Regions from separate parts of the Mus musculus genome. Here region 1 is linked to region 2. A link is a contact called in ENCODE Hi-C or POLR2A ChIA-PET data. All regions are on one chromosome and are shown on one strand. Each heading gives the region's core, a stretch centred on a gene start or an enhancer-like site at or near the end of the contact. The rest is flanking DNA. Distances are from core to core; before and after follow the strand shown.

Region 1 (3,394 bases), core at 263-2,762, 34 kb before region 2:
AACCACTGAAGGCTTTGCTTGGGCAGCTGTCGGTGCCTCGCCCTGAATATTGAACAGACAGCTACACATAGAAGAATCACCGTCCTAATCAAATAATGTTTCATGCCCTTGAAACTTGGCAATAAAATTCAGATTGACTTTTTTGGAAGTTACGCCTTCTCCCTGCAATGCATATAACCTATTTCCCATTTTCATTTTCTGTACCATAAGAAATTCCAAGCACCATCCATGGCTTCATAATTGCAGGAATGCATTTTTATGAGGACTGTGATTAATTTTCCTCCATCTTTTTTTTTAATCAATGGGGAAACATTTTAGAGCATGAATCTCTGCATCACTGACTGCATTAAGCTGAGTATCCACAGTCAGTGAAAAGGATAAGCCATTCAGTGGAAGCAAAGTCTAGTTCCATTAATGGCAAAGCAATTGAATCAATCCTGTTTTGATCGAGTTGTGAAGCCAAACAGTTCTTAAGGATGTTTGAAAATATGAATTTTGATGAGAAGGATTAGACAACTAATACTGAAGAATAGAGTCAATCTTTATGAAGTAACTTGGATCTCCCAACTCGGATTTTTAACAGAAAATAAAATACAGATGTATTATCTTTCTGGAAATCACTAAATAATAGTTTTATTTCCACTTTTTTCAACCTTCCCAGTGACATAATGTAATACAACATTCAAATAAGAACTCTAAAATTAGGCGTCCTTTATTCAAGGACAGGCATTGTAATTGACTAGCTCTGTCCTTGGATAGGGTAACTTTTATAAAACCTCCTCAATTTTCTTGTCTACAAAACAGAAATATGCTGTAGTTCCTTCCTCCAATTATATTTTCACAGATGCACCAAGACCATAAATATAAGACAACTTGGTTAATAAATGCCCAAGTTCCCTCAGCTACTTGATCTTAGTGAGGGGAGTGGCCATACGTGGACCCTGTTGGAAGTGCAAAGGGAAGTTGTAAGCATGGCTACCCACACTAATCATATCTTTTCTTTTCCAGCAGCAGATATGGGCTACCACCTTATCTATCTTCCTGAAACAAGTCACATATAATGATAGTCGGGTAACACTGCACATATATACATGAGGTTACTAACATGAAGCTGTGAGAAAAAAAAAAAATGTTGCTCATGTCCTACAGTTATTTCTGTCACTAAACTACATGCTGACTGTTTTTGCTCTAGCCATCATTCAGAAATTTTACAAAACCTACCAGAGAGAGGGGAGAGGTGAAGTTGAGAATTCACGTACTTGCAAAAGGCAAATATGTAATTTATAAACATCTTTCCTGTCCACAAATACAGCAGATGTTTTTCATAATTTTCAACTGCAAAGGGTCTTCTAATTCCCATGAAGTCCTTTATAAGAGTCAATTACTTGCAACTGGATGAGAAACCTGTGCTCTGTTCTTGGCAGATAACCTTGGCACTGGCAACTGCGGAAGCAGATGCTGTCTGCACAGCTATCCAAAAGGAGTAAGGTATACTCCAAGGTCAGAGCTAGCTGAAAAACACCCCAATGAGGGAAAGTACAGAAATGACGGATAGACCACAGTGTTGGGAACCACTGCCTTAATGGCTGTATCTGCCACAGTGCAGCAGAGACAGGCACCAGAGGAAGCAGCAAGCTTTCAGAATCTGCCTCAATGAGATCTTCATTGCAAATTGCCAGATCCTATCCAGTCACTCTTAAGGTCCTCACAGTTCATTCCAGCTTGTGAAACACTTCAGATCTTACCATTTATATTTTTTAAAGATGTATTTATTTATTTTATGTATATGAGTACACCATTGCTCTCTTCAGACACCAGAAGAGGACATCAGATCCCATTACAGATGGTTGTGAGCCACCATGTGGTTGCTGGAAATTGAACTCAGGACCTCTGGAAGAACAGTCAGTGCTCTTAACTGCTGAGCCATCTCTCCAGCCCGATGTTTCTACTTTTCATTAAGAGCATATAATTTTGTAAATGATTAGTTAATCCAACTCTAGTCTGAAAAGCAAATAAGTAACCATGACACTCATGCAACAGTAAAAACCAACCCATCAAATATCAAAGGGCAGGAAGTCAGTGTGACGCTGCCTGTGCTGCTAGGGAAGAGGTCTCTGAAAGGGCTATCTCAACTCCCCAACAGAGTGTAAGAAGAGTCACGTGAGTGCTCCCACAATCCTCTCTTGCCCCTAGTTTTATGGTATACAATAATCTTCAGAAAAGAAGAAAAAAATGACAGAAAGGTTACCCAGAACCACTACTGAAAGCTGATCAAATGATTAATTTGCTCTAATTTAGATTAATTCTGCAGTAAAATGAGAAACTGTAATGATTTATTAAATGAGTAGATAAATGCTTTCTGACCCTATTGGGTGTGACTAAATAGTAATTTGACCTCTCATTAGGTCTTATTTGTCTGGCATGGTTCATGTCAGATCAGTTACAAAACACTCAGATGAAGGACTAGGGGTGTAGCTCAATGGTTGGTCATTTGCCTACCATGCATCAGGACCTGGGCTCAATCCTTAGCACCAAACTTTAAAAATAGAAATTCCCCCAGAACAATTCCCATGTTTTAGACCTGAATTAGCTTCTACCACTGACCAAAATACCTGAGAGCTACCCTGTAAAGAAAGAAGGCTTGTTTTTAATTTGCAGTTTCAGAGAGTCCAGTCTATTGTTAGTTGGTCCTATAGACTTTGGTAGAGCATTATGACAGAAGGAACTCAGGATGGATAAGAAATATTCATGGGCAACCAGGAGTGAAACAGGAGGCACATAGGGATAACATAGCTCCCATGGACCTTCCCCCCAGTGCCTTACTTCTTCTAGTTCGATCTCCTAAAGATACCAGCTCCTCCAAATTAGTGTCACCGACTAAGAACCAAGTGTTCCTATCATGAGCCTATGAGAGGCATTTCCTATTCAAACCATATTGTAAAGCTCAGTCTTCATGCTCAGATATGGAGGAGAGAACAGTATAACAAGGGGACCAAACAAACACATCAACTCACCAGAGGAAGCATGGTTTTTATCTTCTGCTAAAAAAGCTCAGAGAAACAAGTTTCTTCTCAGGGGTTTCAGGAGGCAGCTGTTCACGTTGGCTTCCAGTTGACAACGAGTCTACTTTTCACAGCTGGACCAAATGGTCTTAAGATTGGAGGTTGCTTCCAGCACACAGGCTGGAAAAACATAGAAAGATGGTAATAATTGCTTCACTTCTCCTTCCTCCAAATGAAAAAGATATGTTTTTTCCTCCAGAATCAGACTGAAGGTTGGGAAAAGTACAAATTCATATTATTTATACTTATACTGCTAACTATAAATACGTATAATAATAAAGTCTGTCCCAGAGTGATAGCTTCTTACCTCTCACTCCCTTTTCCCTATTCTA
Region 2 (3,270 bases), core at 430-2,929:
CTTCCCAATCCTTCCAGCTCTGCCCTCCCACCCTTGTGAACTTCCCCGCCTCCCCAAAAATGGAAGAAGCAAATGAAAGAAAATCCAATTTGTGTTACCCATATACTCACTGGAGCATGGTCAAACTTCCCATGGCTAGTCCCTTAAAGAAACCTGAGTCCTTCTCCCCTGGCTCCCCAACACCCTCCCCCCTGCTCCCCCACCAGAGGCCATCTGTAAGAGTCTCCGCTATCCCCAAATGCCATGAGACCCACTGTGTTCTTACTTCCCCAGTATAGCACTATCTCCTTTAGCTTCATGCTACCTCCCTCTTTACTCTGCATCCACTCTAGGTCCTACCAAATGTCTCCCAAATGATTTGGGTCATCTCTGAGTTTTGGGCCAATCTTGAGTACAACAGCTCTTCTTTGTCTCGCCTCCCGCAGCCCCTCCTTTGTAGTTTTCAAGATCCAGTCCCACAGGCTGTCTGCCAATAAGACTTCTGAGTACTCAAAAGCCCTCCTACCCAGTTTACAGGGCCAGCTGTCCTCTGGTGCCCTACCTTCCTACTATATTCATAACAGTCACTTGGGCTAATCATGAATCCAACATCCTGCCATGCCTATTAGTTCCATTGACATGCCAAATACTTTATTACAGACTTAGACATCTGTACTGTTCCTGCCATGTCCAATCCCCTGCTCTCATAAGAAAGCCTCTGCCATCTGATTATCCTACTCCTGACAGCCCTGCGCATGTCCAACCTCACCCACATGGTTTTCACAATGAAAGTTGAACCTGGCAGTGAAGGCAGACTGTGGAAAGAGCTGTGTAGGTGTTGTGGACTGCTCATAGATGTACTGTCTGCTCTTGGAATGCTATTTTTCTTCTTGGGAATCTCTATTCCCACACTTAGAGTTTCTTTGGAAATTAAATATATCTAACATAAGATGTGAGTCTTCACAAAACATTACTGTTTGTTAACAAACATGTGATCTTCCAAGATGTCACTGTATTAGAAAATGTACTCTTCATTTTGGATGTAACAGCTCCTTCCTGTAATCTGAGCCCTCTGAAAGCTGAAGCAGGAAGGGAACTGTAAGTTTGAGGTCAGCTTGAATGACAGTGTGTTTCAGAAAAGTCTGAGCTACACAGAGAATTTCAGAACACTCTAGAGAGTGAGATAGGCTTCCCACAATGAACACAAAACTTACTCTCGGATGCCTTCTAACAACTTAAAGTTTAAGTTATCTTCGCTTCTATCAAAGAAGCCCTTATTGTTTATGAAGACCAAATGCCTTGGGTCATTCTTTCTCTGGATAATGTGTGCTAACGTCACAGAAGTTTGGTCCTCACAGTTCGACCGCAGTCCATTCTGTATACAGGCATCTTCCTTTCGAGGTCGGAATCCGCAGCAATTTGTATCCAAGCGATTATAAATCTGAAAAAAATGGAAATGAGAACAAAATCCAAGATGCTGAGCAAAAGCTTGGGAAAGTCTGAACATTTCCAAAGAATTGGGAGCTTTCTGAACAGCTGACCTGCCAGAACCCATGCAGGCCAGGCTGCTTTAATGAAAAGCAGCTGCTAGAATAAGTCCGTAGTTCAAAGCCCTCTGACTCACACAGCGTCCTAAGCAGTTCCAGCTTCAGCTAACAGCAGATCGTCCAACTCAGGCGACCCCGCCCTTGATAGCCACAGTGCCCACAGAATCACATGCAAACATGTGGCCAGCAGAATCTCTGACTTCCTCAGGAAGGAGAAGACAGCATAGTATTTCTACAGACCCAGGGACTAGCTCTTGGTTTCTTTCTGGGATTGGGCCCTACAGATTCTTACTACTTTACTGGTTATAAAGTCTACTGTGCTGGACTGTAGTATTGCAGTAGCTAACCTGAAATAGAACTCTACAGAAGGTATGAGATCCAACAATGAAACATCACTAGATTCTGAATATGTGACAAAGTTATAAAGACTTTAGGGGTTTGTTATAGTGGGAAGAACTAGAAAAAAAAAGTTGCAAAGTTGACTAGAGTATTGCTTAATGTCACTTCTTTTGATCAAGAAAAAAGTTATATTGGATAATCAGAGTGAAGTAAACTTGAACTCAGGAATCTAGTCACCTAAACTCAAACCTCTGGTCTTACACCTGATAGCTACGCAACCTAGTATAGATTCCTTCATGTCACTGACTCTGTTCAGTCACCTGCATGCTATGACTTATTTATGTTGTGCAGTTAGTAGAAAGATTAATGAAATACTGTACACAGCCCTAACAGGCAGGGCTGTCCAAGATTATGATGCTGAAGCATGACATTGTTATTTGCAAACATGTTGGACCACAGTCACAGCTATCCTAAAATGTATGTGGCCCTGTGCCACAGGTTAGACACACTTAATAGGGCATACAGTCTTTACTTTAGATCTAAATGCTTCCCCCAAAGGCCCATAGAGCAGAAATTTAGTTCCCAGACTTACACTGTTGAAGTGGTAGAAACCTTGAAAGATGAGACTCAGTAGGTGGTCTTAAGTGATCCATTTAGGCCACAGAAAGGGATGAAGACCCTCATTGCTCTTCTTTGATTCTTAGCTTACTCTTCCCTGTACCACTGCCTTTCCAGAAGTCCAAACTCTATGAGGGCAGCCAGCTAGGGACTAAAGTCTGCAAAACGGTGAGCCAAGCTTAAACTGGCTAGAGGTCAGTTTTCATAGACACCATCATATGTTCATGTTCAACTAGATTAACACTCATGAAGAAATGAAACATTTTTTGACTATACTAGAATAAACATTTAGATTTTAACTCTTAAGGATGAACTTATTTTTTTTATTTCTTTTTGTTGTTGTTGTTTTTTTTTTTTTTTTTTGGTTTGTTGTTGTTGCTGCTGCTGCTTCAGGCAGTATTACTCTGTGTAGCCCTTGCTACCCTGAAACTTGCTCTGTAGACCAAGCTGGACTTAAACTCAGAGATCTACCTACTTCTGTCCCTCTTAAAGATTCCAATACCTATCTCCCAGCAGTGCCACGAGCCTTTAACACAGGAGACAGAACATAGGGGAGAATTATGATCCAAACTATAATGAAAGCCATGAATGTTGAATGAATTCATGTTTGATCTTAAGCTCTCATGGATTTAAGCTCTGTCAGCATCTCTGTAACAATTGTATTTTATAGTTGATATTTTTAAACCTCATGAAAGCATGAGTAATTAGAAACTGGAGAGAATGACAGAGGGCATATTTTTTATTGCCACCCCCTCATCTGACTGTTTTCTACAGTGTATTCTAAAAT

Evidence for each region. Hi-C counts contacts between places; a loop is a spot of excess contacts on that map. ChIA-PET counts read pairs that join two places held with the same protein, here RNA polymerase II (POLR2A).
Region 1: a loop to region 2 is called in a map of heart, with 2.6 times the contacts of the local background. The contact joins two enhancer-like sites. A Hi-C loop is called at or near these places in 3 of 37 maps with a recorded cell type or tissue (T-helper 17 cell, heart and left cerebral cortex). POLR2A ChIA-PET finds 5 or more read pairs at or near these places in 1 of 5 experiments (Patski).

Annotation. Positions count from the first base shown.
Region 1 is chr3:79,968,354-79,971,747 of GRCm38, reverse strand. No RefSeq gene overlaps it. Among named protein-coding and RNA genes, the nearest start is that of Gm36569, 83 kb to the right of the region's middle. Within about 2 kb of position 1,512, at least 1 of the 3 ENCODE cell types and tissues checked has a DNase peak (open chromatin) inside an H3K27ac peak, as active enhancers do; it is heart, where a contact is called at or near this core.
Region 2 is chr3:79,934,745-79,938,014 of GRCm38, reverse strand. Gask1b (golgi associated kinase 1B) reads right to left here. Exons shown (of 4, transcript NM_133187.3): 3 at 1,194-1,420. Among named protein-coding and RNA genes, the nearest start is that of Gm36569, 50 kb to the right of the region's middle. Within about 2 kb of position 1,679, at least 1 of the 3 ENCODE cell types and tissues checked has a DNase peak (open chromatin) inside an H3K27ac peak, as active enhancers do; it is heart, where a contact is called at or near this core.